Regions from separate parts of the Mus musculus genome. Here regions 2 and 3 are each linked to region 1. Evidence: chromatin loops called from intact Hi-C (ENCODE). Cell type or tissue: heart. All regions are shown on one strand. Links, peaks and the distances in the headings refer to the core of each region. The heading gives the core; the rest is flanking DNA. Region 1 holds the start of Lrch3 (leucine-rich repeats and calponin homology (CH) domain containing 3). Region 2 overlaps Lrch3 (leucine-rich repeats and calponin homology (CH) domain containing 3). Region 3 overlaps Lrch3 (leucine-rich repeats and calponin homology (CH) domain containing 3).

The links. A loop is a pair of places that touch in the nucleus more often than their neighbours do. Peaks named below come from ENCODE experiments on the same cell type or tissue, not always from the same donor. Only the 100,000 strongest peaks of a DNase experiment are listed, where the experiment ranks them.
Region 2: a loop joins it to region 1, with 2.1 times the contacts of the local background. A loop is called at or near these places in 7 of 42 quality-filtered maps.
Region 3: it touches region 1 in a loop (2.1-fold over the local background); 6 of 42 quality-filtered maps call a loop at or near these places.

The regions. Positions count from the first base shown.
Region 1 is chr16:32,908,960-32,919,596 of GRCm38, forward strand. It overlaps Lrch3 (leucine-rich repeats and calponin homology (CH) domain containing 3), which reads left to right and starts at 5,141. Exons shown (of 21, transcript NM_001081255.1): 1 at 5,141-5,444. The coding sequence starts at 5,183. It overlaps Fyttd1 (forty-two-three domain containing 1), which reads left to right. Exons shown (of 9, transcript NM_027226.4): 9 at 1-4. In heart, for the core only: CTCF peaks have their summits at 4,934 and 7,158 (motif pointing right); a DNase peak (open chromatin) is centred at 5,142; H3K4me3 peaks cover 2,118 bases; H3K27ac peaks cover 1,539 bases.
Region 2 is chr16:32,959,805-32,970,441 of GRCm38, forward strand. It overlaps Lrch3 (leucine-rich repeats and calponin homology (CH) domain containing 3), which reads left to right. Exons shown (of 21, transcript NM_001081255.1): 6 at 1,831-1,940. Among named protein-coding and RNA genes, the nearest start is that of Lrch3, 51 kb to the left of the region's middle. In heart, for the core only: a CTCF peak has its summit at 5,134 (motif pointing right); no DNase peak of the experiment used is centred there.
Region 3 is chr16:32,982,497-32,993,133 of GRCm38, forward strand. Lrch3 (leucine-rich repeats and calponin homology (CH) domain containing 3) reads left to right here. Exons shown (of 21, transcript NM_001081255.1): 11 at 3,480-3,531; 12 at 4,243-4,392; 13 at 5,935-5,985; 14 at 7,769-7,822. Among named protein-coding and RNA genes, the nearest start is that of Iqcg, 68 kb to the right of the region's middle. In heart, for the core only: no CTCF peak of the experiment used is centred there; no DNase peak of the experiment used is centred there.

The sequences.
Region 1 (10,637 bases), core at 860-8,859:
ATTGATTAAGCTTCCCATGAAGATGGTGGTTCTTTTTGGAGCTAGGGGCAGGTCTGGTGCTGGTGGTGCCTTTTTTTTTTTTCTCCCCCAAGACAGGGTTTCTCTGTGTAGCCCTGGCTGTCCTGGAACTCACTCTGTAGACCAGGCTGGCCTCGAACTCAGAAATCTGCCTGCCTCTGCCTTTGGGATTAAAGGCGTGTGCCACCACTGCCAGGCATGTGGTGGTGGTGCAATCAGTCTCTCTCCCCTGCCTCTCTCTCCATCTCTCCCTGATGTCCCCCTTCCTCTCCAGACTGAGTCACATTGCTATGCTTCAGCTTTCAGACTGCTGAGTTTATAGGAATGTGCCACAATACCTAGTTTTATCACTTTTCAAAGATTGGTTTATATATTTGTGTGTGTACCTGCATGTATGTATAGTCACTGTGTGTGCTGGTGCCCATGAAGGTCAGATGTGGGTGTTAAGTCCCCTAGACCTGGAGTTAGAGGTGCTGTGAGCAGCTTGATGTAAGTGGTGGCCATGGAACCTGTTTCCTCTTGAAGAGCAGTGAGCACTCTTAGCCAGCTCTCCAGCCCCTTCTACACTTTTCAAAGTGGATACGTAAGTAAACCCCAACCAAGCATTTATGAGAAGAGTTTTGGATACTGTAGACCACTAAAAGATGTAAAGATTTGCTTGGAAATTGTAGACTTCTAAATATTCTCAGATGAGATATACTATGTGGTGTGTGTGTGTGAAATACTAAAGATGAATAGGGAGCTATTTACCTAGTGTGCATATACGTGTATGGCTAGTAATATCTATTAACTCAATGAACAAAGGTGCTTACCACCAAGTCTGATGACCAAAATTTGATCCCCTGAATCAATGCAATGGGAGCAAAGAACAGACTCCAGAAAGCACTCTATCTTCTGACTTCCACATGTGCCCATGTGTGCACCCACACACACATTGAAGCGAAACTTGCTTTGGTACTGAATTAGTTAAGTTTTTGCCTATAAAATAAACAGGAAGAAGAGGAGTCTGACAATGCCTGAGACTGAAGAGCCTCTACTGCCCTTTTGTTCAGTCTCTTATTGCAGAACAGTAGTTGAATAAGGTGGTTTTCTATGTCCCTTGTGCTCAGTAACCTTTTAGTACTCTTTAGTTCTTCACTAAAGTTATGAACCCTTCACAATGACTGCATTGCTGATAACTTGTAGTATGGTACCGACTTTATGAAGATCGAGGAGCTGGGTTTGAGTGCATTCCTGTGATCTTAGCACTCAGGAAGCAGAGGCAGGAAAGGCAAGCTAGGAAGATAGTATGGGCTGCACAAATACTGTCTCAGACTTAAAAAAAGATGGAGGGAAGAAGGTGAGAATTTTACACATTTTGCATTTATTTCATAGTTGAAAACCCAACTCAAGTCTTCACACATCTCAAGAATTTCTCCTCGATCTGTCATTTTATGACAGGTTTTGAAAACTTTTTTTTAGACCAGTGTGTATGTTGTCTGAGTAAATAGGTTATGTACCATATGTGTGCCTGCTGCTTGCCAGGGTCACAGAGGGCATCACAAGCTCTGGAACTAGAGTTGTGAACCACCACGGGGGTGCAAGAAGTTCTAACCAGTGAGCCGACGGCAGCTCAGATTGAATTTTACTGCTACTTCATTTATGTATTTTATTGTATGAGTGCTCTGAAGGGGTAAATACCTGCATGACAAAGGAAGGCATCAGATCTCATTACAGATGGTTGTGGGCCACCTTGCCAGTGCTGGGAATTGAACTCAGGACAGCCAGTGCTCTTAATTGTTGAACCACTTATCTAGCCCTATCTAGAGATTTAATTTTATATAGTGTATGTATATGCATATGGTTTTACACATATATAATATATGTGGATAACATCTTACTGTATTGCTCACTGTTGTCTGATACAGGGTTTAAATTCCTCTGCTCAAATAATGCCCTGCCTTGAGTAGCTGGGAACACAGGCATATATCCAGTTTCATTCATTCTTTCATTCATTAGTTGCTTAGTTGAGACAGGACCTCACTAGCACTCAGAGACTGACTTAGCTCCCTGTACTTGCTCTAGTTTCCTGCACACTCCCCATCTTCAAATAAGTTTAAAATCATCTTTTCATATGTGTATGGTGTATGCCTGTGTGTGCTCAGAGGCCAGGTGAAGATGCCAAGGGTCCTGCTCCATCATTCTCTGAAGAGTCTCTCTCAAAACCTGGAGCCAGGCTGGCAGATAGCAGCCCTCAGTGATCTCCTGTGTTCCCTCTCCACAGCCTTAGAGTTACAGCACAGATGTGGCCACACCTGACTTTCTTAGCTGAGTGCTGGAGATTTGAACTCAGGTTTTCATGCTTATATAGCAAGGAACTCTACCCACTGAGCCATCTTCCCAGTCAGTCCTCCCCCCATTTTTAAAAGGCATTTTCTCACATAATAGTATGTGTAGCATCTTCATTTCTACCCCTATCCACATGCTCCCCCCTTTTAAAAAACTATTTAGTGTACATGAGTGCTCTGTTTTCATGCACACCAGAAGAGGGAATCAGATTCTATTACAGATGGCTGTGAGCTGCCATGTGGTTGCTGGAAATTGAACTCAGGACCTCTGGAAGAGCAGTTAGTGCTCTTAACCGCTGAACCATCTCTCCAGCCCACCACAAACCTCTTAATCAACTTATTTTGGCCTTCAGATATCTACAGACTTCATCCCGTGTTCTGAAAACCTCCAGTTTCCCCCTTACTTTTCTCTCTGTTGTTAATATATAACCTATCTACTTATCTTGATTCCCACACTTGCTTTTTGTTCATATGCTCAGGCCTCCCATATCTCCCTGGGATATGAGAGGTGTGTATAGCATCGAGTTTAATTCACTAATGGCTTCAAATCAAGTCAAACAGACTAGTTGCAGTTTACACATCTGGACAGTTCAGGACTAGGAATACCATGCTGAGATTGTAGTGGAGTGTTCATGTCAATAGGAAAAGAGGCCATATGGCTAAGAACTTGTGGGAATTGATGCAAATATAAAGTAATAGGACATTAGTGCTTTTGAAAAGGTACATCTGGCAATTCAGGTAAAATTATATAGTGTGCTTGTGGGTGTAATGTCTTGAGTGGGCACGGAGGGTAGGGAGTAGTCAGTTCTCCCCATTTACCACGGGCTCAGTGGATTGAACTTAGGTTGTTGAGTTTGTATGGTAAGATTTTTCCCCCATGACCATCTTGCCAGCCCAACTTAATCTTTTTTTTTTTTTTTTTTTTTTTTTTTTAAAGACAGGTATCCCTTTGTATCTAGGCTGGCCTGTATCATCCTGCCTCAACCTCTCAAGTACTAGGATTACAACATGCTCCTGGCTAGCTTAGTATCTTTCAAAGAATTAGAAATGTTCAGAAAGATCAGAAAATACATATATTGGGTATACATTACTTGACAAAGACTACCCATTACCATGAAGGGGCTCATTAGTAGACATTAATAATTTATTGTGGGACTTGTTGCAAAAGAAACTAGAATGTCAAATTGCTGAGAGCCAGACATGGCATCAACTATTACTTGTTTTGTGTTCTCAGGGGTTGGAAGGTCAAAGTCAGCTTGGGCAACATTGGGACTCTTATCTCAAACAAAACAAGACAAAAGGGCTGATAGAGCAGGTCTTGGAGCAACTGTTACTAATCAACTTTATTACTGAAACATTTTTACAATTTCTTGAACTCAGGAAAGTGCTTTTTGGGGGCTTCCCTGAAGTTGGGCTTTGAGTGATGAGCAGCTTCTCACACCTCATATTTTCTTTTGTGCTCTGTGATAGATTTTTCTCATCTGTGTCTTAATGTGCTCACATGCATCAAAATCATACTTGGAATTTTGCTCTCTGTCATCCTATTTTGTAACTTCAGGTTTTATTCAAAAACCTCACTCGTTCTTTTTTTTGGGGGTGGGGTGGGGTTTTGTTTTCAAGACAGGGTTTCTCTGTGTAGCCCTGGCTGTCCTGGAACTCACTCTGTAGACCAGGCTGTCCTCGAACTCAGAAATCCACCTGCCTCTGCCTCCCATGTGCTGGAATTAAAGGCGTGTGCCACCACTGCCCGACCCACCTCACTCGTTCTTGCTCTAGAGGGACTGCTTTGCCGTGCACTCTACTCAGCCCAATTGCTGTTTTCTTATTGTAACTGGCCTCCTTGGGTTCCAAAATAAAATTAGCTAATTCTTTAGAAAAGAGACTTTATCTGACAGGCCCTCGAATTCTGTACAGCAAAGTAAATTTGGTGAGTGATATTTGCATCACATATTAGGAATGGCTTGAATTTAAAACAGATTTGGAAAAATAAGAGACTGCAGGACTGGGAGGGTGGGGTTTTATTTAAATGTGAGTGGTAGTTTTCATTACTTGAATGGTTTCCGGTTTTGGTCTTTCGGTTCTAAATTTAATCCCAACATTTATTACATAGCCAGATTTCAATGTTAGATGTAAATATTATTCGTTCTGCTCTAGCTAGTGATAAAATCTGCGCAAACAGCCACAGTATTTAAGACGTTTGGTTTCATTAAGAGCTCTTTCATAAAAAGAGTTCGAAGCCAGCCTGGTCTACAAAGTGAGTTCCAGGACAGCCAGAGCTATACAGAGAAACCCTGTCTCGAAAAACAAAAAACAAACAAACAAAACAACAACAACAAATCTAAAATACATAACAATTTCAACAAGAATTAGGGACTTTGTAGCCGAATCTGCTCACACGGTATGTTTGTTTTCCCGTTCAAGAACTAATAGTATATCCACAAATTCCAGTTCAGATCATCTGGCGGTATGGTGACAAGCTGAGAGACAATTTTGGGCTTATCTCAGGGAGTCCCCTCTAAGTGCCCAAGTTTCTGGCAGCAACAGGGCTAAGGAATCTTTGCCGTTTAATGTAATCCACCACTGAGAGTTGGAGCGCTGTTAAGGACGGGTTTTGGTTTTTGTAGTGGCCTTTTAGGGAGCCCAGGGTACCGGGCTGCTCCAGCTCTGCGAAGTCGGTTCGGTTTCCCTGGAAAACCTGCTTGTGGGCGGGGCAGGCGGCTTGTTGCGCCCAGCGCGTCCGGGAGAGCTGTCCCCGGTCCGCGAGCCCCTTTCCCCGCCCACCCAGCGGATCGCGTGGCGCATGCGCAGAGCCGGGCCGGAGAGTTGTCGGCTGGGAAATGGCGGCCGCGGGCTTGGTGGCTGTGGTAGCGGCTGCGGAGTACTCTGGCCCTGTGGCGTCCGGGGGAAACCTCTCCGGTGCGACCTGTGGGCCGAGCCCTGGGTTGGGCCCTGGTCCTGGCCCGGGCTCTTGGAGCCGCTCGGTCGACCGAGCCCTGGAAGAGGCGGCGGTCACCGGGGTGCTGAGCCTGAGCGGCCGGAAACTGAGGGAGTTTCCCCGGGGAGCGGCCAACCATGACCTGACGGACACCACCCGGGCCGGTGAGCGGGGCGCGGGCATCCCTGCTACCCGGGACCCGTGGAGTGGGGGGCAGGGGGTGTGTGGCGACCGGCCCGAGGCTCCCCGGGTAACGGGGACCGCTGGCGGTACCGCGCACCCTCCCGGCCTGGCCAGACCCGGAGCCTGGGGTGCGGCAGCGCGCAGCAGCATCTCCGCTGCCGGCGAGAGGCAGTTGACGGGTGATCTTTCTTGAATCGCTCTCAGAAATCTCGGCATCAGTGCCCGCCCCGTAGACTTTTTGCCTCGCCCCGGTGTCTGCAGACCACTTTGCATTTGGGATGCCGAATTGACTTTGCTAAGAGTTGGAGCGTGGCAAGCACGTTCTTCCATCGTAGTATGGGTGACGCTGGGTGCTGCATTGTCAAAGGATCCAGGTCCGCTCTGGCGTTTTCCCTAGTGTGTGCGAGTATGTGTGTGTAATGTGGACTCTAACACTGGGAACAGCTTATTTCTCCGCCTCCGTCTGATTTACCGAAAAGTACTTGTAAAAATAGGCCATCTTTAGGTGCTCAGGACTTTCGTCTTCCATTCTTACCGCCGCCTAAGAAAACATGAAAAGAAGTAGGATATTGTCTACCACATCTATATTTGCTTTTCCCTTTAAAAACATTTCTGCGCCTTATATTGTTTAAGACAGGAAAGAGAATGGGGATTAAGTATTATTTGGTTTCCTTAGTTGTGGGAAACAATGTATGGTAACTGAGGTATTCAACATACTATATAATGTGTTCCTCTTGTGTTTTAAATATAGCTTCCTCCGGGAGTAGATTAAGAATTGAGTCCTTTTGTTTTACATAAGGGGAGGGGTCCCCTCAGAAGTAGTTTAAATGTTTTGTGTTTATGTCATATACATTGTTTCATCCTCATTCTGCTTGATTTTAAAATGTGAGAGTTAATACTTTTTCTTAGGCTTGTGTAGTCATCAAAGATTGGTAATTATTACATATTTCACTAATGTTGAAAAAATAAATAGAGCTGGTAAGATTGCTCAGTGGGTAAAAAGGCACATGCTGCTGCCAGACCCGACAGACAACCCAAGTTTGATCCGAAGAACCTACATACTGGAAGGAGAGAACTGACTCTTGCAACTTGTCTTCTGCCTTACATTGCGCACACACGCGCACATGCGCACACATACACACACACACACACACACCACTGCACTAAATATTATTTTTTAAAAAATAAAACAAAGACATTAAATTATCCCTAGAAACTATTATTTCCAAAGAAACTTTTCCTCTGCTTACTAAAGCTTATTAGTGGTAGCCTTTATTTTCAATATGATCTGAATTTTTTTCACTTGGCACTGAAGTCAGACTTGCTAAGGTAAACATGAAGAGTTACTTGAATTTTTTATGTGTATTGGTGACATCATGTAAACTTGTCATTCCTACCCCTCCCTGCCTTCTTGATTCTGCTCACGGGAGGGCTGACTGTCTGGCAGGGCGGTTTTCATATTGAGGTGAGTCATTTCAGTATTGCTGCTCTAAGCCTGAAGGTAAAGAAAAGGGTGATTATAGGAGTCTATCTAACTTATTATCTCATCTGTTCTTGAATAATTCTAGGAGCAAAAGTTTGAGCCATCAAGAAAGAAAACGTTTTATTGACAAAACCAGACATTTATTAAGAATAATATTTAATTTAAAGAAAAGGTTTTCTTATTGTTTGTTTTATTTTATGTATATGAGTGCCTTGTAGCTGTCTTCAGACACACCAGAAGAGGGCATTACAGATCCCATTACAGATGGTTGTGAGCCACCATGTGGTTGCTGGAAATTGAACTCAGGACCCCTAGAAGAGCAGTCAGTGCTCTTAACTGCTGAGCCATCTCTCCAGCCCCAAGCTTTTTTTTTTTTTTTTTTTTTTAATGTATATTATTACTCATACTTTAATGTTCTAGTTACTATATTAAATCAAAGGTTTTGTTGTTGTTGTTCTTGTTTGACACTTTATCTGGTCAAAAGTGTACTAGAAAAGGAGAGATTAAAAAGATCACAAAGTATTCTTTAACCTGTTAAGCCAGATTCATTTTTAACTTCAACAGCTCTTAGTAATTAGAACAAAAATAGTTTTAAAAAGGCAATTTAATGCCAGTGACATCATTTATTGACTGTTCACTATTTGTTTTCCATCCTTAGATGTTTAAGATATATTGCCTTGTTAAATATACATAACATATGGATTAAATATGATTAAACCCACTTTCATAGGAAAAGTAACTCAAAGATACTCCTACTACTGGTAGACTTTTACCTAGCTCTCTCCACTCTGTCAAACAGCTTCTCTGTGTGTAATGAGGCATCATTTTCCTTCGTGATGCAGATAGTGAAAGGGAAGCTTAGAAATGTTTAATAATGTGCTCAAAGGCCTGTAACCAAAGGCAGAAGTTGTTCTTTAGGATTGGAGCCTATTTGACATAACTCCAAAACTCAGTCTTCTTTTTTTGCAGGTACCTGATGAATCTAGTTACTCTTCAAATGTGTGTGTGTGTGTGTGTGTGTGTGTGTGTGTGTCTGTAGTGTAGGTATGTGCATATGAATGCAGATGCTAAGGAGGCTGATCAGAAGAGGGGCTCAGTGGTGACTGAGCCAGCTGGTCCTCTTGCAAGAGCGGTGTATATACGCTTAACCACTGAACCATCTCTGCATCCTGAATTCAGACTTACAGTAGTTTAAGTATTTTGCGAAGAGTATATACTATAAATTTTTAAAACAAGTAAATTGTATCAGAGTTGGCTCACAGATTATTCTTTAAGTGTTCAGCATCTTGGTAGAAAGCAGCTGCTTTCTAAGAATTTACACCTTAAGAAACAGCACTTACCACCCATACTGTTCACAGCGGGACATAATTGAAGTTTGTCAGAAAATTCTTTAGTTTTTTTTTTAGGTTTTGTTTTTCTGTTTGTTTAAAAAGGTAGATATGGCCAGGCATGATAGCGCATGCCTTTAATCCTAGCTTTCAGGAGGCTGGCAGGCAGGCAGATCTCTGTGAGTTTGAGAAGGACTGGTCCACATAGTCAGTTCCAGGAACTGCATAGTGAGACCCTGCTGGGTGTTGAGTGTTGGGGAGTAGGTTTTTTGTTTCTGTTTTTTGTTTTTTGTTTTTTGGTGTTTGTTTTGTTTTGTGGTAGTAGGGATTAAGCACAGGGAATTTTAGACACTAAGGGACAAAAATAAGCTTTTGGGTTTTTTTGTTGTTGTTATTGTTCTGTTTTCTTTTTAAGAAAGAGAAATGTTTATTTTTGAGTAGGTGACTTGATCCTGTGGACAAGATTTTAGAAGAAATTACAGAAGAATTCTTGGAGCAGGAAAGATGCAACTTGGTCTTTGGCTGGCAGAACTGAGAAGGAAAGCCATTCTGGGCAGTGGTAGACAGCATACAAGAAGGTCCAAGAGTCTAGGGTTCTCATCTGTCAGGACCATTATCCAATCCTCTTTTATCTCATAACAGTACTTCAGTTTTCCTGTCGAACCACCCCAAGAGGTTATATAAATCCTGCTCTGAATAGGGCATGCTCATGGCTCAGGCATTGTGCTAAGATACCTTGCAAATATACAACAGTTATGTGAGTTGTAAGTGCTAATTTATTTTTCTCTGACTCCACACATCAGAAAACTGAGACTCAGGAGATGATATAGTTTGGTCAGGACTTCACATCCAGAAAGCAACAGAACTAGGATTCAAATTCATGTATAGCCTGACATGCTGGTATGTGCTTATAATCCTAGCTTTTAGAAAGCTGAGGCAAGAGGATCAAGAAGTTGAGGGAGCCTAAGCTATTTAGGAAATTCAAGGCTAGATAGTGAGACCCTGTCTCAACAGTAGTCATACACACATTACTCTAAAGCTGTGTTTTTGACCATGAGTCATACAAGTTTGAAACCTAAGGTTTCTTTGGTTTGTCAGTATCTTCATTGGTATTATGACTGTTAGCACTGTTAGTTAATGATGTGCAGCCAAGAGAAATAGAGACCTGGAGCTTTAGAGTGAAATCTGGGCTCGAGAATAAATTCAAGAAAATGATAGTGAAAGTTCAGACATCCAGATTCCTTCTTCAGGAATAGAAAAGTGAGTCTTTTCTGCCATTTTAAAAAGGAGGAAGAATCAGCCTGAGGGAAAAGCAAGCAGAATTCATTACCTAGGCCTGTTACAGAGTTCATAGACTTCTGAAGCTTGGAGGAGCTGTAGTAATCATCTGAGTTACTTTGTAGGGGAGACGCTTTCTCAGTTCAAATGATGTGCCTCAGAGGAGAGAGTGAGATGACAGAGAGATGGCATTTCACAGACAGCAAATGGGAGTCCCAGTTGAAATTGTAAAACATGTCTTTTGAATGAAAGTCAGAAAACAAAAAACCAAGGCCTCAGAATTGGGAGAAAGCACATGGTTGTGGGCTGGATGGGGAGTTAGACTGCACACATCTAGAAAATAAATGGAGATGTAACAGCTATGTCAACATAATGCAGAATCATCAAAGTCATGAGAATTGAGACTATAAGAAGTGAATATTTATTTCCTGTACAAGAAGAATGGGGACAGCTAAAATGCCATTTAATGTGTTAGGAATGCAATCTGTAATCCACAAAATGATGGTTTTGTAAGTCTTAGAAATATATATTAGAGTGTCTGGTCTTAAGTGGAAATAATGTGTTGGGTTTTTTTTAAATCAATCATGATATGTGTATACTCATAAATTTTTCCAGAAGTTTGCTTTTCAATGTGATAGTAGCCATAAATGCTATTAAAATTTTTAAAATATATTTTTTTTTAGATCTAGAAACACATGCATGTAATACTAGCACTTAAAAGGCTGAGGATAGGGAGTTTGGGGCCAGCTTAAGATAACTAGTGAGACCCTGTTTCAGCGTCAAAGGAAGGAAGGAAGCAAGCAAGGAAGCTGGGTGTGTGCCTGTACTTCCAGCTACTCAAGAAGCTAAGGTGGGAAATTACTTGAGCATAGGAATTTGAATCTTGTATCAAACAACAGTGACCAACACAGAGAAACGTTCTCTCTCTCTCTCTCTCTCTCTCTCTCTCATATATATACATACCTATGTCATGGGAAGAAAGAACTGACTCCAGCAGGTTGTCTTCTGACTTCCACATATGCACACTCACACACACTCATACATACACATGCATATACACAGAATAAATGTACATTTTAAAATCT
Region 2 (10,637 bases), core at 1,100-9,099, 51 kb after region 1:
TGGAGACGGCACTCCAAGACCACTGCACTCTCACTGATCTCTCACTGAACTTAGAGTTCGGCGACTCAGCTAGCCTGAGCAGCCAGCAAGCCTGAGATCCTCCCGAGTCTACCTCCCCAGTGTCTGCTGCGTATCTGTGGGTCCCAAAGACCCAAGCACAGGTCCTCGTGCTCGCACAAGCCAGCCACTTCGCTGACTGTGATTTCTCTTTCTCCCCAGTCCTTAAGCACTTTAAGTTGAATTTCTCAAAAGTTTGTTTTCTGGCCAGGTGGTGGTGGCGCTTGGAGGCAGAGCAAGTAGATTTCTAGTTCCAGGACAACCAGGGCTGTACAGAAACTCTGGCTTGGAAAACAACAATAACAAAAGCAAAACAACAACAATAAAGAAGCTAGTTTTCTAATAAGATTTGAGTTCATTTTTTTGTATTTTTCTCCTATTAAAGCTTGAATTGGGGAACATAAATGGCATAGACCACAGCCTTCCCAACTGAAAGTTATCCATGCATTCGTGTTGCCCTGGTTTCTGTGCTCCCTCTTTCCTGTAGTGCTGAGTCCCCAGTTAACCAGGTGGCTCACTTGTCTGTGAGTAACTGAAATAAAACTAGTAACTCTGAGGCAGATTAGATCCTGTAAGCCATAAAATATTTGCCAGTCCCATAACTTTCACTTTGAACATTCTTAAAAGTTATTTTTTCCATCAAATTTGTGCACATGTGCTCTGACATGTGGAATTCAGAGGTTCTCTGCCTTTATATGGGTTCCAGGGAACCCTCACTGTGTAGGCTTATGATGGTCATTATCAAGTCTGTAAAAGTACTTCATAGCTACACAAAGGTTTCGTATTAGTCAGTTGTTAATCAATGACTAAATACTTGAGAGAAAGTAAGTTCAAAGAAGTAAGTAAGGCTCCTGGTTTCAGAGGTTTCAGCCATTGGGCTCCATTGCTAAGGACCAGTGGAGAGCCATGGTACCATGGCAACAAGAGCATATGTTAGAGGAGGCAGCTCACCTCACAGCAGCCACAGAACAGAGATAGGCATGAGAGCTTCAGGGACTAGATACCCCCTTCAGAGGCTGCCCAGTGCTGTCTTCCTGCAGCCAAGCGCAGGATCCTGACGGAACATACAGCCATGAAGTAAGTCATCCTGCATCATTCATTGATTACATTTGAGCCCACTTGAGCCAGTCACTGCTTAGAAGACGGCTGACAACTAAGCTTTTAACACATACACATTTTAGTTGCAAAATTATAAAGCATTTCATCAGCCTAAAGAATTTGTTTGACTCATGAGACAGGATACATCAAAAATTGTATATATTTAAATTTCACCATTTTATCATTGCTAGTTCTTTCCTACAGAGATCAGCATGTAAAATGTAATTGTACATGATTAATACCTAGAGAGAAATCTTTAAAGTCCTGGCTGTGTACAACTAATCAGTGTGTGTTTAATAGAAATGTCTTAAAAATCCAAGTTATGTTATTCCAAAAGCTAACTATGATAGAGAGGGAGGGAGAGGGAGAGAGAGAGAGAACACATCTCGGGGGCTGGAGAGGTGATTCATCAGTTAAGAACACTGACTGTTTTTCCAGGGGACCTAGTCCCACTAGTGACCCAGCATCCAAAGAGCTGCTTACAACTGTTTGGAACTCTAGTTCAAGGGGATCTAATATTCTCTTCTGGCCTCTGTGGGCACCAGGCATGCACATGGTACACAGACATGCATGCTAGCAAAACACCCATACACGTAAGATAATAGCAATATTTTTCAAAAGAACACCTGTATTTCGGATGAATAGTAATTTGGCTGCATTTGTCATTTTATTTAGATATGTATAAAAGGCAAAATCCACATATTTAAATACCTGAACATACAAGCTTGTAAGATTGCTCCAGATCTGCCAGATTATGAACGGAGGCCCTTGGGATTTGGATCCTGGTAAGTATGTTTTATTTTTGTGTCATAGTACAGCACAGGAAAAAAATCAAATAAATTTTATTCTTAAATTGCCTGGCCTCAGAATGCTTATATCAAATATGAATTGGTTATATAGATCCCACCAAGTGTAGTCAAAGTCAGTCTCTTGCAACTGCTCACTATTAACATTGTAGCCCAGGCAGCTCTTTCTCAGGAGAGGCTGTTTTCCTGTTTGTGTGTGGTCAGCATCCTGGCCCTGATGTTCCCTATTTCGTGGATAGTTAGTAGCACCCTGACCTCTACCTCCTAGAAACCAATAACTCACTGAAATGTTTCCAGAGAGCCAAATATTGCCACTATCCCTGGCAGGCCCCCAGTTGAAGTTGAGTGGTTTGAATGGCTTGAACGCTAACCTTAGCTCTGCCACTGAAGAGATTTCTGACTTACAGTAGGTCACCTGGACCTTTGCTTCATCTCCCTTTATAAGTGAAGAGGGGTTGGCTTTGCTGCATGATGACAGTACTTCAGGATCTTCTAGTCTACGACTCCCTTAGTGACATAGCACATGCTGAGTAAGATTATCTGTTTACTTGGCACTCCCAACTGTGTGGAACAGTCTTAAGTGTAGAAATTCAATTGAAAAGTCTTCCAGAAGTTGAGATAGCTATCCCAGTAAAGATGCTGTGATGGTCCTGACTTCACTCAGGAGAGAACTTCCCAGGCCTTGGTTTGGAGCCTCTCAGATTTTGCTGAGACCACAGTTCAGATGAACTTGCTTTGCAATTTTCTAGACTAAAATAGATCAACAAATGACTGTGTGGTTTCTAAAAGCAGATATAGCCAGGCATTGGTATGGTATATTAAATATGTCTCATGTTCAGAAAAGACAATTTAATATAACTTTAAGGCTTTATTAGAAATTATTAAAATAAAAGATTTCTGCTTTCCTCCACGTAAAATCATCAGGGAGATCTTTGTAATGACATTCCAGGGTGCTTAGTCTGACTATTAGATTGAAGACTTGGACACTGAAGGATATTTGAACAACACCTCTAACCTAGTTGCTTAAACATAGGCTAATGCAGCAGAGAGACCGACAGTCACACTAAGCGTACCTTCCAAGAACACCCTCAGTTCAGTGTTCATCTCTAGGAGGACTGGCACAGGGAAAGGATGCTAAGGGTGTGGCAGGTGAGCTGTGGGCAGTTGGCAGAGGTTGAGTGCGGTCTTGTGCCATGCGTAGGCCGCTTGGAGGAGGAGGATGCTGGCAGTGAAGAATACTAAAGAGTTTTCATTTCACCATGTTTTCTCTCTCTGGTAACTTTTTCTCCTAACTCAGTTCATTGCTTTTGGTATGGAAATAAATGTTTGTTAAGTGTGAATGAAAGCCTTGATTTTCCTATTTTAAGTTTTCATTAAAGGTATTTTATGTGGTACTCTAACAAGACTTAACAACAAATCAAAGTTGGCTTTTCTTTCGAATATACACAATTGATTTTCTGTTGAAGTTGGTGGTCCTTGGAAGGAAAGCTTCTCTCTCCTGAAATAGCAGAGTAGGAGCATGGAATTGCTACTGCTGCTGTTGAGGTTTGAGTGTGAGCTGGCTAGTGATGGTGGATGCAGGGGTGTGTTTGAAGATCCGCCTGAAGAGACAGTAATGAATGATGCGCTTTGATTGAGAGCTAAGTTACTATTTGCAGGACCTATTTCTCTGTGACCTGTTCCTTAATTCTAACTTATTTTTGTAAATACTGTAGTATGTACAATATTTTAAATACATAAAATATTAGTTAAATTACATGGCAAAAGACTTGAGTCTATATTTGCTAACAGATAAAGGCTTGAATTAATGGGAAAAAATGTCCTTTCAGGTTTCCAAGTAAATGGCAAACCTAAATAGCATAAAGATGTTATTTCTCTCCAAAGGAGTTAGAAGTGATAGAAGTGATGCGTTGCAGTCTCCGTCATACTCTCTGGTTATGTCAGTCATAATAATTAGGCTGATTTCTAGATTTTTCTATTTTTTTTCAGAGGCAAACTGTTGTTTCAGACATACTAGAAATTTTAATTTGTTACATATATGTCTATATAGCTGACCCTTTGTTTCCATGGAGTCAATCAAGTATGGATGGAAAGTATTCGGGGGGGGGGGGGGGAGATGCACCTGTGCTAAAATAAACATTTACACTTTTTTCTCATCATTATTTGCTAAACAATGCAGCATAGCAAGTCATTCCATGCCCTGCATATTATATTAGGCAATATGAATGATTTAGAGACGATAATGTACATAGGCAGAGTCATCAGTGTTGGTGACATGTGTCTATATTTCATCCCCTTTACCTCATCAGAAGGCTTAAGCAGGAGGATGTCTTGAACCCAGGAATTTACACACATAGATAATCTTTTCTCAAACAAACCCTGCTGGGTAGGGTAGTACGTTCTTGTAATCCTAGCACATGGGAAGATTATTCTCAGCAACACAGGGAGCTCAAGGCCAACCTAGGCTACATAAGACCCTTTCTTAGCAGCAACAACAAAAATACATAGATGATGTCCATAGACTTTGTAGAAATGCTTTGATATCTTACATGGCATCATTTCAGTCTCCCTGGATTTGGGTATCTGAAGAATCCTGGAACTAGTCCCTTGTGAATACTGAAGGGAGACTTTATATGTAATATTTCATTTCACTTTTCAAGTACCAGGGAATGACTTGTATCTTCCTATTTTTCTTTCAGAGGAACAGATTAATAAAATTGTGTTATAGTTATTGACTATTCATTCAACGAGTAGGCATGGAGTCAGAGACTCTTGGTTTTGAGTTTCTGTCTTCTTAGGGTACTAAGCTGTTTAATCTCTCTGAGCTTCCATTTTCAGTATAATCTTTGTATCGCGTATTACTCTAGCATTATAGTTCTAGATATCAAATATCCTAAATCTGAAAGTTCCTTAAGTGACCATAAAAATCTATGTTAAGTATTAGGCATGTTAATCGGGCTAGGATCGATTGAGCTAGATAGAATCCAGGCCTCCTACAGAGTCCCTTAACTCTTGGAACATGCAGGACAAACAACACATGCTTAGATTTCAGTTCTTAGAGTTATACATCTTTGATCCTGTTTTCTTATTTTGTTTATTTGTTTGCTTTTTTTTTGAAGGTTTATTTATTTTATGTATGTGCAGTGTAGTTATCTACAGACACACCAGAAGAGGGCATCAGATCCCATATACAGGTGGTTGTGAGCCACCGTGTGGTTGCTGAGAATTAAACTTAGGACCTATAGAAGAGTAGTCAGTGCTCTTAACTGCTGATCCATCTCTCCAGCCCCTGATTTTGTTTTTTTGAGACAGCATCTCACTATATAACCGTGGCTGGCCTGGAACTTGCTATGTAGACCAAGCCAACCTTAAATTCAAATCTACCTGCATTTGTCTCTTGAGTGCTGGAATTAACAGTATGCACCATCTTGCCTAGCCAGATTTAACCATCTTAATGTTTGTGTATAATTTTTTTAAATGACCTACAAGTTTAGCATATAGTACTTACCTTAATCCCTGCATTTGGACACAGGCAGAAGGATCCTGAGCCTGATACCGAACAAGACCCTGTCTTTAACTACTAAAAGGCATGGGGGTAGTGGCCAAAGTACATGATATAATTAATTGTATGAAAATGTCTTTATAAAGTGCATCAATATGTGAAATAGTATGTGCCAATAAAAATTTATGTTTAATTAAAAAAAAAAAAAGAATACTACCACAAAATCCAGTACCCACAGAAACTCCCAGAAATGAATTTATAAAAATTACAAATTTTTACTAATTTCCAGATACAAGTGTTCCCATCTCACTTGGTGAGTTGCACTCATCACCTTTGCTTTGTTTAGTGGCACTGTGGTTGTCATTAGTGAGATATAGAGACTCAAGACAGGGTTTCTCTGTGTGACCCTTGCTGTCCTGGAACTCACTCTGTAAACCAGGCTGGCATCAAACTCAGAGATCCTCTTGCTTCTGCCTCCAGAGCGCTGGCATTAAGGGTGTGCCCTACCACTGCCTAGCTGAGGCCTGGTTTTTGATAAGATAATTTTAAGCAACTTTATGTTATTGACTAAACATATTTATCTCTGTTGAGGTGAGTACAAACCCAAACTAAGGAAACACTAAGCCACTGGAAACACTAAGCCACTGGTAAGAAAAATCCATCCAGCTCGTACTGATAGAGTATTTATAATCTTAGCACCCAGGAGGGTCATGAGTTCAAGGTCAACCCTAGACTGCAGCATGAGCCTCTGGAATCAAAACAGAAAGACCTACCTCTCTAACTCCACCCACTGAATTAATTTTGTTCAATAAACCCTGATCTTTTAAAAGCAAGGGACCGTCCTTTATTCATACTTAATATTCCTTTTTTCTTTCTTTTTTTTTTTTGTAGAACATGATTTTAATGTTTTCAACTGTTGAAATTCAACAAACAGAATAGTTATTTTAAGATATACTTCGTTGGTATGTCTCCCTTTTCATTTCTGATTTTGTTAATTTGGATGTGGTCTCAGTCTGGCTAAGGGTTTATCTATCTTGTTGATTTTCTCACAGAACCAGCTCCTGGTTTTGTTGATTCTTTGTATAGTTCTCTTTGTTTCTATTTGGTTTGATTATTTCCTGGTCTACTCCTCTTGGATGTATTTGCTTCTTTTTGTTCTAGAGCTTTCAGGTGTGCTGTCACACTGGTAGTGTAAGCTCTCTCCAGTTTCTTTTTAGAGGCACTTAGAGCTATGAGTTTTCCTCCTACCACTGCTTTCATTGTGTCCCATAGTTTTGCTATGATGTGTCTTCATTTTCAATAAATTCTAAAAAGCCTTTAATTTCTTTTTTTATTTCTTCCTTGACCAGTTGTCATTGAGTAGAGCTTCCATGTGTATGTGTGCTTTCCGTTGTTTTTGTTAGTATTTAAGACCAGCCTTAGTCCATGGTGATCTGATAGAGTGCATGGGATTATTTCAGTCTTCTTGTATTTGTTGAGGCCTGTTTTGTGACCAATTATGTGGTCAATTTTGGAGAAGGTACCGTGAGGTGCTGAGAAGAAGGTATATTCTTTTGCTTTAGGATGAAATGTTCTATAAATATCTATTAGATCCATTTGGTTCATAACTTCTGTTAGTTTCACTGTGTTTCTGTTTAGTTTCTGTTTCCATGATCTGTCCATTGCTGAGAGTGGGGTGTTAAAGTCTCTCACTATTATTATGTGGGGTGTGATTTGTACTTTGAGCTTTAGTAATGTGGGTCCCCTGCATTTGGAACATAGATGTTCAGAATTGAGAGTTCTTCTTGGTAGATTTTTCCTTTGATGAGTATGAAGTGTCCTTCCTTATCCTTTTTGATAACTTTTGGTTGGAAGTTGATTTTATTCGATATTAGAATTGCTACTCCAGCATGTTTCTTGGGACCATTTGCTTGGAAAATTGTTTTCCAGACTTTTACTCTGAGGTAGTGTCTGTCTTTGTCACTGAGGTGTGTTTCCTGTATGCAGCAAAATACTGGGTCCCGTTTATGTATCCAGTCTGTTAGTCTATGTCTTTTGGGGGGAATTGAGTCCATTGATGTTAAGAGATATTAAAGAAAAGTGAGTGTTACTTCCTCTTGTTTTTGTTGTTAGAGGTGGAATTATGTTTGTGTGGCTATCTTCTTTTGGGTTTGTTGAAAGATTACTTTCTAGCTTTTTCTAGGGTGTAGTTTCCCACCTTTTGTTGGTGTTTTCCATCTGTTATCCTTTGTAGGGCTGGATTTATGGAAAGATATTATGTAAATTTGGTTTTGTCATGGAATATCTTGGTTTCTCCATCTATGGTAATTGAGAGTTTTACTGGGTATATAGTAGCCTGGGCTGGCATTTATGTTCTCTTAGTGTCTGTATGATATCTGCCCAGGATCTTCTAGCTTTCATAGTCTCTGGTGAGAAGTCCGGTGTAATTCTGATAGGTCTACCTTTATATGTTATTTGACCCTTTTCCCTTACTGCTTTTATATTCTTTCTTTGTTTAGTGCACTTGGTGTTTTGATTATTATGTGACAGGAGAAAATTCTTTGATGCTCCAGTCTATTTGGAGTTATGTAGGCTTCTTGTCTGTTCATGGGCATCTCTTTCTTTAAGTTAGGGAAGTTTTCGTCTATAATTTTGTTGAAGATATTAACTGGCCCTTTGAGTTGGGAATCTTTGTCTTCTCATTGTGTTTTTAATTTCCTGGATGTTTTGGGTTAGGAGCTTTTTGCTTTTTGCATTTTTCTTTGACTGTTGTGTCAATGTTGTCTATGGAACCTTCTACACCTGAGATTCTCTCTCTTATCTCTTGTATTCTGGTGGCGATGCTTGCATCTCTGACTCCTGATCTCTTTCCCAGGTTTTCTAACTCCAGGGTTGTCTTTCCTTTGTGATTTCTTTATTGTTTCTATTTCCATTTTTAGATCTTGGGTGGTTTTGTTCATTTCCTTCACCTGTTTGATTGTGTTTTCCTGTAATTATTTAAGGGATTTTTATGTTTCCTCTTTAAATGCTTCTAGCCATTTACCTGTGTTCTCCTGTATTTCTTTTTTTTTTTTTTTAAATTATACTAAGTATTTGCTTAACTTTTGAAGTTTTTTTTTTTTTAAGATTTATTTATTATATGTAAGTACACTGTAGCTGTCCTCAGATACTCCAGAAGAGGGCATCAGATTTCGTTACGGATGGTTGTGAGGACCATGTGGTTGCTGGGATTTGAACTCGGGACCCTCGGAAGAACAGGCGGCACTCTTAACCACTGAGCCATCTCGCCAGCCCCCTAGGTGTTTTGTTTTGAGAGAAGATTTTATGTATCCCCAGGCACACACACGTGTGTGTGTGTATTTATTTATTTTTTTTTTTTTTTTTTTATTTTTTGGTTTTTTTCGTGACAGGGTTTCTCTGTGTAGCCCTGGCTGTCCTGGAACTCACTATGTAGACCAGGCTGGCCTCGAACTCAGAAATCTGCCTGTCTCTGCCTCCCGAGTGCTGGGATTAAAGGCGTGCGCCACCACGCCAGGCGTCTGTATTTCTTTAAGGGAGTTATTTACGTCCTTCTTAAGTCCTCTAGCACCATCATGAGAAGTGATTTTAGATTCGAATCTTGCTTTTCTGGTGTGATGGTGTAACCAGGACTTGCTGTGGTGGGAGTACTGGGTTCTGATGATACCAAGTTACCTTGGTTTCTGTTGCTTATGTTCTTATGCTTGCCTCCCACCATCTGATTATCTCTAGTGCAACCTGCCCTCGATATATCTGACTGGAGCCTGTCCTTCCTGTGATCCTGGTTGTGTCAGAACTTCTCAGAGTTCAGCTGTCTCTGTGATCCTCTGATTCTGGGATCCTGTAATCCTGAGGTCCTGGGTGTGTCCAAGCTCCTGGGAGTCAAGCTGCCTCTGGGACCCTGAGATCCTGGTGTGACCAAGCTCCTGGGATCCTGTGGACCTGGACATATTAGAGAGCCTGGGAGTGGAGCTTTTTCTGAGTGTTGTAGGACTGGCTGTAGAGTTTGTGCCCAAGGTCTGCTCAGGGCACCTCTGATCCTGTGATCCTGAGTGGATCTTCCTCTGGGTGTTGTGGGACTGATTGGGGAGTTCTCACTCAAGGTCTGCTCAGGGCACCGGCCCAAAGTGGAAGCTATACTTAATGTTCTTTTTTTTTTTTTTAAAGATTTATTCATTTATTTTATGTATAGCAATGAGTACACTATAGCTGTACAGATGGTTGTGAGTCTTCATGTGGTTGTTGGGAATTGTATTTAGGACCTCTGCTTGCTCTGGTCAACCCCGCTCATTCAGTCCCTGCTCTCTCTGACCCAAAGATTTATTTATTATTATAAATAAATACACTGTAGTTGTCTTCAGATGCAGCAAAAGAGGGCATCAGATCTCATTACAGGTGGTAGTGAGCCATCATGTGTTTGCTGGGATTTGAACTCAGGACCTTCTGAAGAGCAGTTAGTGTTCTTATCCGCTGAGCCATCTCTACAGCCCCCATACTTAATATTCTTAACATTCTAAAACATTGTGTGACCTTCAGTAAAGGATTGATCCACATGCTCAGTTGAAACAACGGATGTAGTGACTTAACAGACAGTGCTCTCCTAAGACCAAATCCTTACCGCCATGACCCCTTACTTGATGCTTTGTACACGGCTCTGTCCAGTCCGTAGGTGCTAATGTCTCAGTTTGTGTTCACGCAGCTCTGCGATATCAGTGGGCGCTATCTATCAAGGAAGACGCTAAGACTTAGTTTCAGTAACAAGGAGGCTGTCTTGAACCGCAAGCCTAGGAGGCTTCATCACAACGCACTGAGCTCTACACCGCGGCGGCACCGTGCTGTAGAGGCTCCCTGTGCATTTGGAGACCTTTAGAGACAGTTAAGGAGGCTGCCGTTTATGGGTAAAAACAATGATGGCAGGCGTCTACCTAACTTCCAGGATGTATTTGTGTGTGTTACAAAGAAGCATTTGGTAAATATGGAACATACATATTTTTTCCGGCAGCTGTAGAAAGAGATTATTTACTTACTTGTGGTACTGGGGATTAAACCAATGAGTGTGTGCTGCTTAGTTTTTGTCATACTTGACACAAACTATAAAGTCATTTGGGAACAGGGAACTGTAATGAGAAAATAATGCCGCCATAATAGAATTTGCCTGTAGGCAAGTCTGTGGGGAA
Region 3 (10,637 bases), core at 1,942-9,941, 75 kb after region 1:
TCCATAGGTCTTTATACCAAATAGCATGCTAATGTTGTCCCAGGAACTATGAATGAAGTAGCTGGAATAAAGAAAATGTACTTATGGGGCTAGAGTTGGCTCAACAGTTAAGAGCACTGACTGCTCTTCCAGAGATCCTAAGTTCAATTCCCAGCAACCACACGGTGGCTCACAACCATCTGTAATGAGATCTGATTCCCCCTTCTGGGGTGTCTGAAGATAGCTACAGTGTACTTAAATAAAATAAATCTTTAAAAAAAAACATAGTGAAAACATATTTTTAAAAAAGGTAAAAAGAAAAATGTAGTTGTATAGATACTGTAAGTGTTACAGCTCTAAGGGGAAAGGTATCCTGATAGTTGAGAGCCAAGGAATACCAAAGTCATACCTTACAACAAAACTCGCACACAGATTTATAGGAGAGAGGGTGCCTTCCTCTGCTTGGGAGAGAAGCAGCAAAAAATCTGGGCAGGAGGCAGGCTTTATTTAGGGTTCCTTGGCAGCAGAGCTTTCTAGGGTACCCTGGGATTGGGGGCATTTTATGGCTTGATCTTGGGCTTTTTTTTTTTTTTTCTGTAGGGCAGGGTCTGGCCACACACCTGCCTTGAAGGACTGAAAGGGTCATTATGGCCGTTGGAGAAGACTGAGAGCCAATGCCCCAGAATCAGTCATCATAATACAAAAACTTTAAAGGCATAAAGTAGACCAATGTTCCTCAACAAGATTCAGCTCCCCTCCTTCGAGGCTGTTTGAAAATGTATCAATTCCTTATGGGAATCAGTTCCCAGCATCACTATAGGTGCTAGAGGCTGGCCACCTCTGCCATGAGAGACACTCTTAAAGAATGCCTTACGTGAATGTGGGTGATGCTGTTGCTGAGAGGCAGCCCTAAGTCAAAAGCTCATGGGCATGAAGGAGGGACAGGGCTGCGGTGGCCCACGAGCACCACGCGGTCACCTACACTGGCTCTCACACACACCGTGCTTCCTTCCTTCAGTCTCCATCCTTAACTTCTCACAGCTCAGTTGTTGACATCGCAGGTGCGTGCTTCATCGGGGTGTGTGCTGCTCCCCTTCTAGCCCCAGAGTACCTCCCCTCTCTGCGTGTCTGCTGAGTGGCCATGACAGAGTAGGAAGAGCTCCAACTGCTCACCAGGAAAGTGGGTTCTAGTGCAGGCTCAGCACGTGCAGCTACCATCCAGACGCAAAGGGCTCATTTTTCGAAGTTGTAAAAGTAGTGGCTTATGCCAAGCGTGGTGGCACACTCCTTTAATCCCAGCACTTGGGAGACAGAGGCAGGCGGATTTCTGAGTTCGAGGCCAGCCTGGTCTACAGAGTGAGTTCCAGGATAGCTAGAGCTAATCAGAGAAACCCTGTCTCGGAAAAAAAAAAAACAAAAAACAAAACAAAAAAGTAGTGGCTTATGCAGCACCAGCACGGTACCTGAAGTCCCTTCAGTTCTCATAGATTGCATGGTAGTTGAGAACATAAAATCCAACAAGATTCACACCTAACTCTACAATTTATTAACTATGTCACCTTTGGAAAGTAACTTTGTTTCTATCTCGTACTCCTCAACTGAGGACTGTAGGGCCTCTTCATTGGTAGGTTGTTGTGAGGCGCCTTCACAGTGTGGGAGATGCATAGTACAGTCAGTGGGTGTGAACTAGCACATGGTAAGAACTCAATCAGTGTTTGTTTCTGCTTGTCCCAGAGGGTGTTCTCAAAAAAAAAAAAAAAAAAATGACATGAGCTTTGTTTTATAAATGAAAAACCTTGATTTCACAAGTGTATCAAAGGGAGAGGTTCCGGGCTGACAAGATGGCTCAGCAGGTAAATGCACTTGCCACCGTACCTGACAACTTCAGATCAGTTCTTGCAAGCCACATGATGGAGAAGAGAACTTAGCCCTACAAGCTGTCCTCTGATTTCCATACAGGGGTGCACACACGTTCATAAAATCGAATGTTTAAGAGAAAATCCCAATTTTGAATAAAAATAATATTTAAGAAGAAACCAAACCTTTTTTGAGATGTTTTCCATAAAATGAAGTCTGTTTTAGTTAAGGTTTCTGTTGCTGTGGTAAATAAAACACCACCGTCACCAGCAACTTGAGGAGGAAAGGAATTATTTAACCTTAGTTTTTAAATCTGTCACTGAGGTAATAAACCAGGGCAGGAAATCAGGCAGGGACCTGGAAGTAGGGACTGGAACATAGGCCATGGAGGAGTGGCTCAGGCTGCTTTCGTCTGTACTCCAGAAACACCTGCCCAGAAGTGGCAGCACCCACAGTGGGCTGAGCACTCCCACTCCAAACACTCAGAAAATGCCATGTGAGGGTAGGTACCTGTAGGCAAATCTGGTGTGGGCGTTCCTCCCAACCAGTTCAAGCCAGTTCAGGCTTCTTCCCAAGTGACTCTACCTGTGTGAAGTTGACATAAACACCAGCTGACACAGAGACTTCAGCAAAGACTTGAAATGTGTGCCCTTAGCATTTGATAGTATGTGTCCTACCAGAGAAAAGACAGACACATTCAGGGGGAAGTAGTCCGAAATGCCAAGTTTTAAAGACTTTGAGCCTCTGAGTTTGACTTCTAGTACTAGAAAGAAAAAACTACTTGGTGTTATAGTATTAGGTGTTGAGAGTATAAGAGCTTGAAAGTTTACTTCTATTTTCCTACTAGCATCCTGATTTCAGTGAGGCATCTTTTTGGTTTTTCGAGACAGGGTTTCTCTGTGTAGCCCTGGCTGTCCTGGAGCTCACTCTGTAGACCAGGCTGGCCTCGAACTCAGAAATCCACCTGCTTCTACCTCCCAAGTGCTGGATTAAAGACGTGTGCCACCACGCCTGGCTGTGAGGCATCTTTAGTTACAGACACACATGACTTACAGAGTCTTGAAACATGTCTCCTTGCTTGAGGCAGAAGATAAATAGCAAACTGTAAAACTGAGAGTAGTGGTGCTGGCTTGGGTCTGTTAAGCATTATGCAGTGCCTTACCTCTACCTGTAGAACAAAAATCAATAGGTGCGTTACTCTGTTACTTACGAGCGCAGTGCCCAGGTTTGCCTAGGTTTGCCGCAGCCCAGGTTCCTGCTGAGTAAAATGGCTGTGTCTGTCAGAGGATCTCAGTTTAGTCTCCTGCTTTGGTCATGGTACGGATGTGGGTCATGGCTATGCAGGTCGTAAAGAGACGTGATATCGGAAATGCTCTCAGCCAGCTGTCCTCAGTAGTGCTTCCATGCAGTTGTTAACTAGCCATCAGTGACCCATCACATGACATGCGAGCTGGGGACTCAGGTAGGCCTGGGATTTAATGTAAGTTCTAGGGCTTATATTTACAAAATGCAATTCCTCTTTCAATGTAGACCTAACAGCTTCCCTTTATGACAGAAACTTCTGTTAAAAATGGAAATTTTACGTATTTTCCTTATCCCTCCTTACCTTGTCACTGAGTTCTTACTTTTCTTTGTGGGGCCAGGGTTCCAGTTGAGCCATCTTTGGTGTTATCAATGCCACCAAGTCACAATCAGGTAAGGTTGGGTTTTTGTTTTTGTTTTTTCATTCGGGTTTTTTGGTATTTGTTTGTTTGTTTGTTTGTTTTGAGGTGTTTGGTGGGTTGAGGGGTTGGAGACAATTTCTCTGTGTAGCCCTGACTGTCCTGGAACTTGCTTTGTAAACCAGCCCTCTGCCTCCCAAGTGCTGAGATTAAAGGTGTGCACCACCACCACCCAATTTAGTTATTAAATTTACCTTTGTTCTTTCAATGTTGATTTTGCTAAGCTAGGATGGCTTTTTTTTTTTTTAATTCTTTTTGGCTGTGTGTGTATACATGCATACTCCACAGCATGCATGTTAGAGGTAAGAGGACAACTTGAAGGAGTTGGTTCTCCTCTTCCACTGTGTGGGTTCCTGGGATTGAACTCAGGTATTGGGTTTGGGTAGCAAGCACCTTTACTGGCTGAACTTTCTTGTCAGCCAGGCTTTCTTTTATAATACTTGAACTGGCATTAATTGTCAGATATCTATAAATCTTGGGATTTGTCTTCTCAGTTCCTAAAGCTTGTGTTCATGATAGACCCTGCTTTTGTACATGCAAGAACATCGTGAGGGAGAAAGGTTAACAGTAGAGTGTTACCACTGCAGAGTAGACTTGAGGTAGCAGTGTTCTTTATGTTGATGCGGGTTACTGACATGACATCCCTTGTCCCCCTTACATGTCTAAAATGAGACCTCTCTTGCAGCTTTCACATTCAGACTTGGAGCTTCATCAGAGGAGAGAGCAGTCTATTGAGTGCACTCGGAGAGAGGCACAGCTTGCTGCCCTGCAGTACGAGGAGGAGAAAATAAGGACCAAGCAGATTCAGAGAGATGCTGTCCTAGACTTTGTCAAAGTAAATCCTTTACCATCATTGATGGATACTCTTGAAGTTAGGAGAAGAAATGTTTATTCATTTTGCCAAGACTTTCTGTTATTATTGCATTAATTAAAGGGAGTTTGAATTGAAGTTGGCATAAGCTAGGAGAAAACCATGGGAAGAAAGATCCTACTGAAAACCCATCTATGCATTGTAGAGCAGTCTGGAAAGAAGCAAGAGGGGAAAGTGGAATAGATAGAATCACAGTAATTAGACTGGTACAAAAGTGGAGGCAGGACCTCTAAGTTTAGTTGGCAGTGATGCCAAGGAGACTCAGAAGCATCTGAGTTTGTGTCTACATGTGTTACTGTGTGCTGTATTGAGCTGTCTCCCCCCCCCACCCCCCCGTTGTGTATGATACTAAACATATCAATCAATAATTGTAATATTACCATGGCAGGTGCTATGCCATTTGTAATCTAAGTATATGGGGAAATTTCTAAATTAATGGGTACTGAGCAGTGAATAAATCATTGAAGAGAAATTTAAAAACAAAGTAAAAGAAATAAATAGATGAACCCAAAGCAAGGTTTTAATGAGAGTCCAGTTTAGGTCTGTGAAAGCAATGAGGAGCCAAAGTCAGAGGACAGTGTAAATCTCAGCTACGTTTCTTACCGTTTAATGTCTCATATCCTGGACTCCCAGTTTTCTCTGCTTGTGGTATTTGTTTCTCTTATAGAATGAGAAAAATCACTTGAGATCATGTGTGTAAGATAACAGTGCGGGCCCTGGATATGTAGCTGGGCTAGGGAAGTAGACAGTGCTCCCCTAGCAAGCATGAGCCCTAGATTCCACCCTAGCACTGCTTAAACCAAGTGTCCTAGCACTGGGAGATGGAGGCAGGAGTCAGAAGCTCGAGGTCATCCATGCTACCTGAGATACTGTCTCAAAAAAGAAAAAGAAAAACCAGGCATGGTGGCACATGCCTCTATTCCCAGCACTTGGGAGCCTCCCACCCCCAACAAAAGTAAAGAAATTTCAAAATACTAGTTGTGTACAAACGTTTATTTGTCAGAATAACAGAATTAATAAATTGGGGGAAATGGCTTGTAATTAAGAAATTATAACCAGGTGGTAGTGCATGTCTTTAATCCTAGCACTCAGAAGACAGGGGCAGACAAATCTTTTGAGTTTGAGGCCAACATGGTTCTAGGACCATCAGGGCTACAGAGAGAAACCCTGTCTTGAAAAACCAAAGAAAAGAAAAAAAAGAAATTACAAATTTGCTTTTGAATATTGAATGTGATGTGACAATGGTCTGAATGAGTTCCTGAGAGGGTAGTCACGTGGTATTCTCAAGGTGTATGTGTAGGTTTTAATGTTTTCTATTAATGCTCATAGAAGTATGATAGTATAGCTCGTTGCAGTTCTTCATTTAAGCTAAGATGTTTAAGGCAAGAGCATAATCTCCTTAACTAGTAAATATAGAAAATACATTGATGTGATCCATTTAATGAAATGGAGTGTGTAAGTTCCAGTGTTGAGGTTCTAATTTCCTTCCTCTTTTTGGGAGTCTAGCAGAAAGCATCACACAACCCACAGAGACAGCAGCCCCCTGGGAATGGCGAGGTATGTCATTAATTACTTTTTCTTGGGACTTGTTATTTTGCAATGGAAATAAAATGTCTGCCATGTGGTTATCATGTTTTCAGTGATCAAATGTTTAAATGATCAAAACCTGATTTTTGGCTGGCGTAGTGGACATATGCCCATTATCCCATCACTTGGAAGGCAATAGGCTAAAGAGTTCAAGGCCAACCTAAGCTACATAGTGAATTCTGGGATAGCCTGAGCTATATAGAGAGGACCCCCCCCCATCTCAAACCAACCTGCTCCCTAAAATTCTCTACCTCACCCCATTAAATTCTACATATGAAGGAAAATAAGGTACAGGATAATAAGGACGGAGGTTATGAGAATATATAGGTTAAGCTTGTGCATAATCTAGAGATTATTCCATCCCCTCCCTGGTCTGCAGCTTGAGTCATCCTTAGATGGTAGATGGTTTTGGTGCTCAACCAGAGAAACTGTAGCCTATCAGCCTCGGTGATGATTTCCTTGTTACAACTCATGTATGTTAGTTCTAGATCAGTCGGTACAGTGTCATTACAAATAAATATTACAATTAATTGCTTAAACTGTTTAATTGTTTTGTTTTGTTTTGTTTTGTTTTGTTTTGTTTTGTTTTGTTTGAGACAGGGTTTCTCTGTGTAGCCCTGGCTGTCCTGGAATTCACTTTGTAGACCAGGCTGGCCTCGAACTCAGAAATCCACCTGCCTCTGCCTCCTGAGTGCTGGGATTAAATTTGCGCGCCACCACTGCCTGGCATAACTGTTTAACCTTTATGTGCCTATTTTAGTCTGCTAAAATGAAAATTACTAAATGAATGTTATTTTAGTGTAGTTGACTTTCATATTGACCAGTTTTTCTTACTTTCACTACCTGTAATCTCAATTTTTGATTATTGCTTTATTTGACTATTTAAGTACATTATTTGAAAGCTTAATGTAACTGGGGCAAGATGGATCATCGTGTCCTGGCTTTTTCTGCCAAACCTGATGACCAATTTGAGTTTAATTCTTCAGACTCCACTTGGTGGAAGATGACTCCCACAAGTTGTCCTCTGCACACACACACACATGCACACACAATGAATGGGTGGGTGGGTGGGTGGGTGGATGGATGGATGGATGGATGGATGGATGGATGGATCTGAATCACGTTTCTGCAGCACAGCTTCTTTTAGCCCTGGTGAGTTGCTTGTGTGTAAGTACTGAGTATGAGGGCACGCGCCCTGAAGCATCCCTCCTGCATTCTCACTTGTCTTTCTTCACAGTGATAACTATGCAATTTTTAACAACCAAAGCTTGATGAGATTTATGTATTTTTCTTAACTCCAACATTTTTTTGAGATGTTGTTTCATGTTTGAGCTCATCCAGAACTCAAGTGTGCTATATAAGGTGATATATATATCCTGCCCCTCCTCCACCCAATTCCCAAGTGCTATATGCTAACAGACTCTGAGAAAGGCAGTGAAAAGATGGCTCCACCAGACTTCATTCCTCTCAGGTTGACTTTTGTCATTGGTCTACACAATGAGCACAGGTTATTGATGCTACAGCTGCATCAGCACCTCTCAGCGCTTTCTCCTCTGAGCCTGAGCTTTAGAAGGTACATAGGAGGAAGTCAGTACTCAGAACCACCCGTCTGACTGATGGGTGCATGTGGTCCTGTGTGTCAGCATCCTGGGGTGTGTCCTTCATGCGATGCTCTCCTGTGTGTGTCCCGTGGAGTGCGTCACTTGTGTACACTGCTTCTTTTTGACATTGCTTATTTTCTTCACCTTCCTAGTGTTCCTTCCCATCCAGAAGGTCCCAGCACACTGATGACAGTGCCTTGCTAGTGGTAAGAGAATGCAGAATAGAGTTTACATGTTTGTAGAGTAACTGTTGTGCTTTACTCAGAATTGATGTAAATACCATAAAACAAGATGGGCAGGCACCATAACTAAATTCTCTATAAATAACCAGACCGCTCTCTCTGTAACTACAATCTAGGCAGGCTTCTAGAGTTTGACTCTTACATCTGTCTAATGCATTGAGAACCCTTCTGGCCTTATCTGTGATGAGATATATGTAATAATTAGTTTTTTAAATGTCTTTTCTAATTTTCAGTTAATCATTAATTTGGCTCATGAGTCACTCCTGTATGTTAAATGGAGTCCCACACTCCATGACACTAATTATATGTGACAACCTATTTTATCATGTATTTGGTTTCTGTTGTTTTCATTTTTACAGAATGTTCTCCCACCCCTTGCAAATACAAGCTGCGTCACACACAGACACTGGCTTGTCACACATGCATGCTGCCACTGGTTGCAGAAGTAGTGACAAAGACTTCACTTACAAAAGTGAAGTTCAGGTTCTCACAGTTGAAGTTCTTCCATGGTCACCTTTACCTCAGAAGATCATGGCCTGCAGTGCTGCCTCCTGACAGTTGGGAACCCAAAGACCATGAAGGGCTTTATTTAAATTTAATCATTCTTGGAAGAGAATTCAACCATTTATAAAATTACTTTTCCCATCATGTTTTATGCTACTTTCTTTTTTTTTTTTTTTTTTTATGCAAAAGTGTTGTCGGTAGTCACTTCTGCCTTAAGTGTTAGACACTGCCTTCACATGTGCTGAGAGCAACAGTGCTTTAGAGGCTCCTACAATATAACCTGCACTGGGCTCAGGATTCTGTGCATTCTACTGCCTTCCTTCCCACTAAGATGGACAAAGCACATATTAACTGGGCAGTCTTAAAGTGACCATGAGGACCAGCCTCTGAGGTATTAGCAGAATTTCACTGCCACGAGGAGTGAAAGCTTCATTTATGTAGGAAATGCCATGGTTTCTGATGCCGGTTGGTTATCTTGCTCAGTTCTCACAGCAATCTTAAAAACTATGGTTTAGTGAGGCAGGTGTCTTACCCATATGTGGCTTGTCAAAGGTCATAAGCTGGTAAGTCCTGGTCTGTCTTTGAATCTAATTCAAGGCCTGTAGTAAATACCCATGCTGGATTGCCTGCCATGCTAAAACTGAAGGGATGATAGGAAACCAAAGATGAAATTTAATAACACATAGAATAAGTGTCTAGAAGTTTTTGTCAAAGAAAAGTAGCATTTGGAAAAACAACAATAGCAAAATACCCTTAGCATAAAATCTGAAGTAGCAGTTGTCAAAAACACGAAATCTTTTATTTTGGCTGTTGGTGCTCAGGCCTGGTTTCCTGAATTAGGTGGCCTTGAAAATCAAATCTTTGGGTGTTGTAATGCGCTCCTGTATCCCAGCACTGAGGAGGTGAGCATGAGCAAGAGGTTGCCTCAAGTTCAAGGCCATCCTGCACTACAAAACCTAGTTGAAGGCAAGCTTAGACTATGTAGCAAGGCCCAAACACCCAAATAAATAGCAAAATTAAAGCAGAATCCACATTTCTTTGTATGATAAGGAATATCCAGCCAACACTCTACAAACTCTGGGCAGTAGAGTTAGGAGAATTCGGAATTCAAGGTCACCCACTCTATCTGGGGATTGAGGTGAAGAAAAAAACTTAAATTTTTAAGTCATGTTTTAAATCATGTCTCTGATCTCAGAACTGTTCTTCAAAGGGCTTATTTCATGCTGCCCTTAAAATCTAAATTTTTAAAATAGATCCTGACCGAAGCCTTCGTGTGCTCTGACTGCTCTACCTCCATCCTTATCTCTAGGCTCACTGTTTTTTCTTTTTTCTTTTTTGGCTTTTCAAATCTGAACATCCCTGTCCTCAGAGCTCTGTAAATGCTATTCTCTGCATGGACTGCTCTGCTCCTGGACTGGTTTGTGGCCGTTCATCAAGGATCTGCTTATGCATCACATCTTGAAAATGGCTTTTCTGGGGCTGAGAAATGACTCAGCAGGGGAGCACTTACTGCTCTTGCAGAAGACTTGGATTCGTACCCAGCACCCACGTGGTGGCTCACACCTATATGTGACTACTGCCAGGGCGTGTGACGCCTTCCCCTGACCCCTCCAGCAGGCAGCAGGCAGCAGGCACATACATGGTGCATATGGAAGACACACATACATTGAGACAAAACACCCATAAGTCATTATAGAGAAAGAGAGTGGGGGAGGCACGGTGATCATGAAGAGATGTGTCATAATCATGCTTTCCATGATTAAAGACCTGTCTCTGATTCCAGCACCCACTTTAAAAAGTCAGCTATGGTGGCACAGGCTTGTAATTCTAGTACTGGGGGCTGTGTATAGCTGGCTATCTAGCCTAGCCTACTTGAAAAACTCAGTGAATAAAGCATCTGCTATGCAAGAGTAAGGACCTGAATTTGAATCCCTAGAACCTACGTAATGCCGGAAACAGTAGTGCATCTGTGTTCCTATAGTGAGAGTGATATGGACAAGCTCTTTGTAACTCAAGTCTACAGCAGCTGAGGACAGAGACCCTGTCTAAACAAGGTGGAACTGAGGACCACAGCTAAGGCTGTCCTCTGACTCCATCCATGCATCTGTACTATTGCACCCACACTCCTCCATACACAAATGTTCCCACACATACGCATCATACACATGAAGGGTTGGCTTAAGATAAATGAATCAAATAAAAGTAAAATACCCTCTTTGAAATTCTGGTCATTTGGAATTTTATTGCGAAATGCTGGGTCATCTCTATAGTGTTA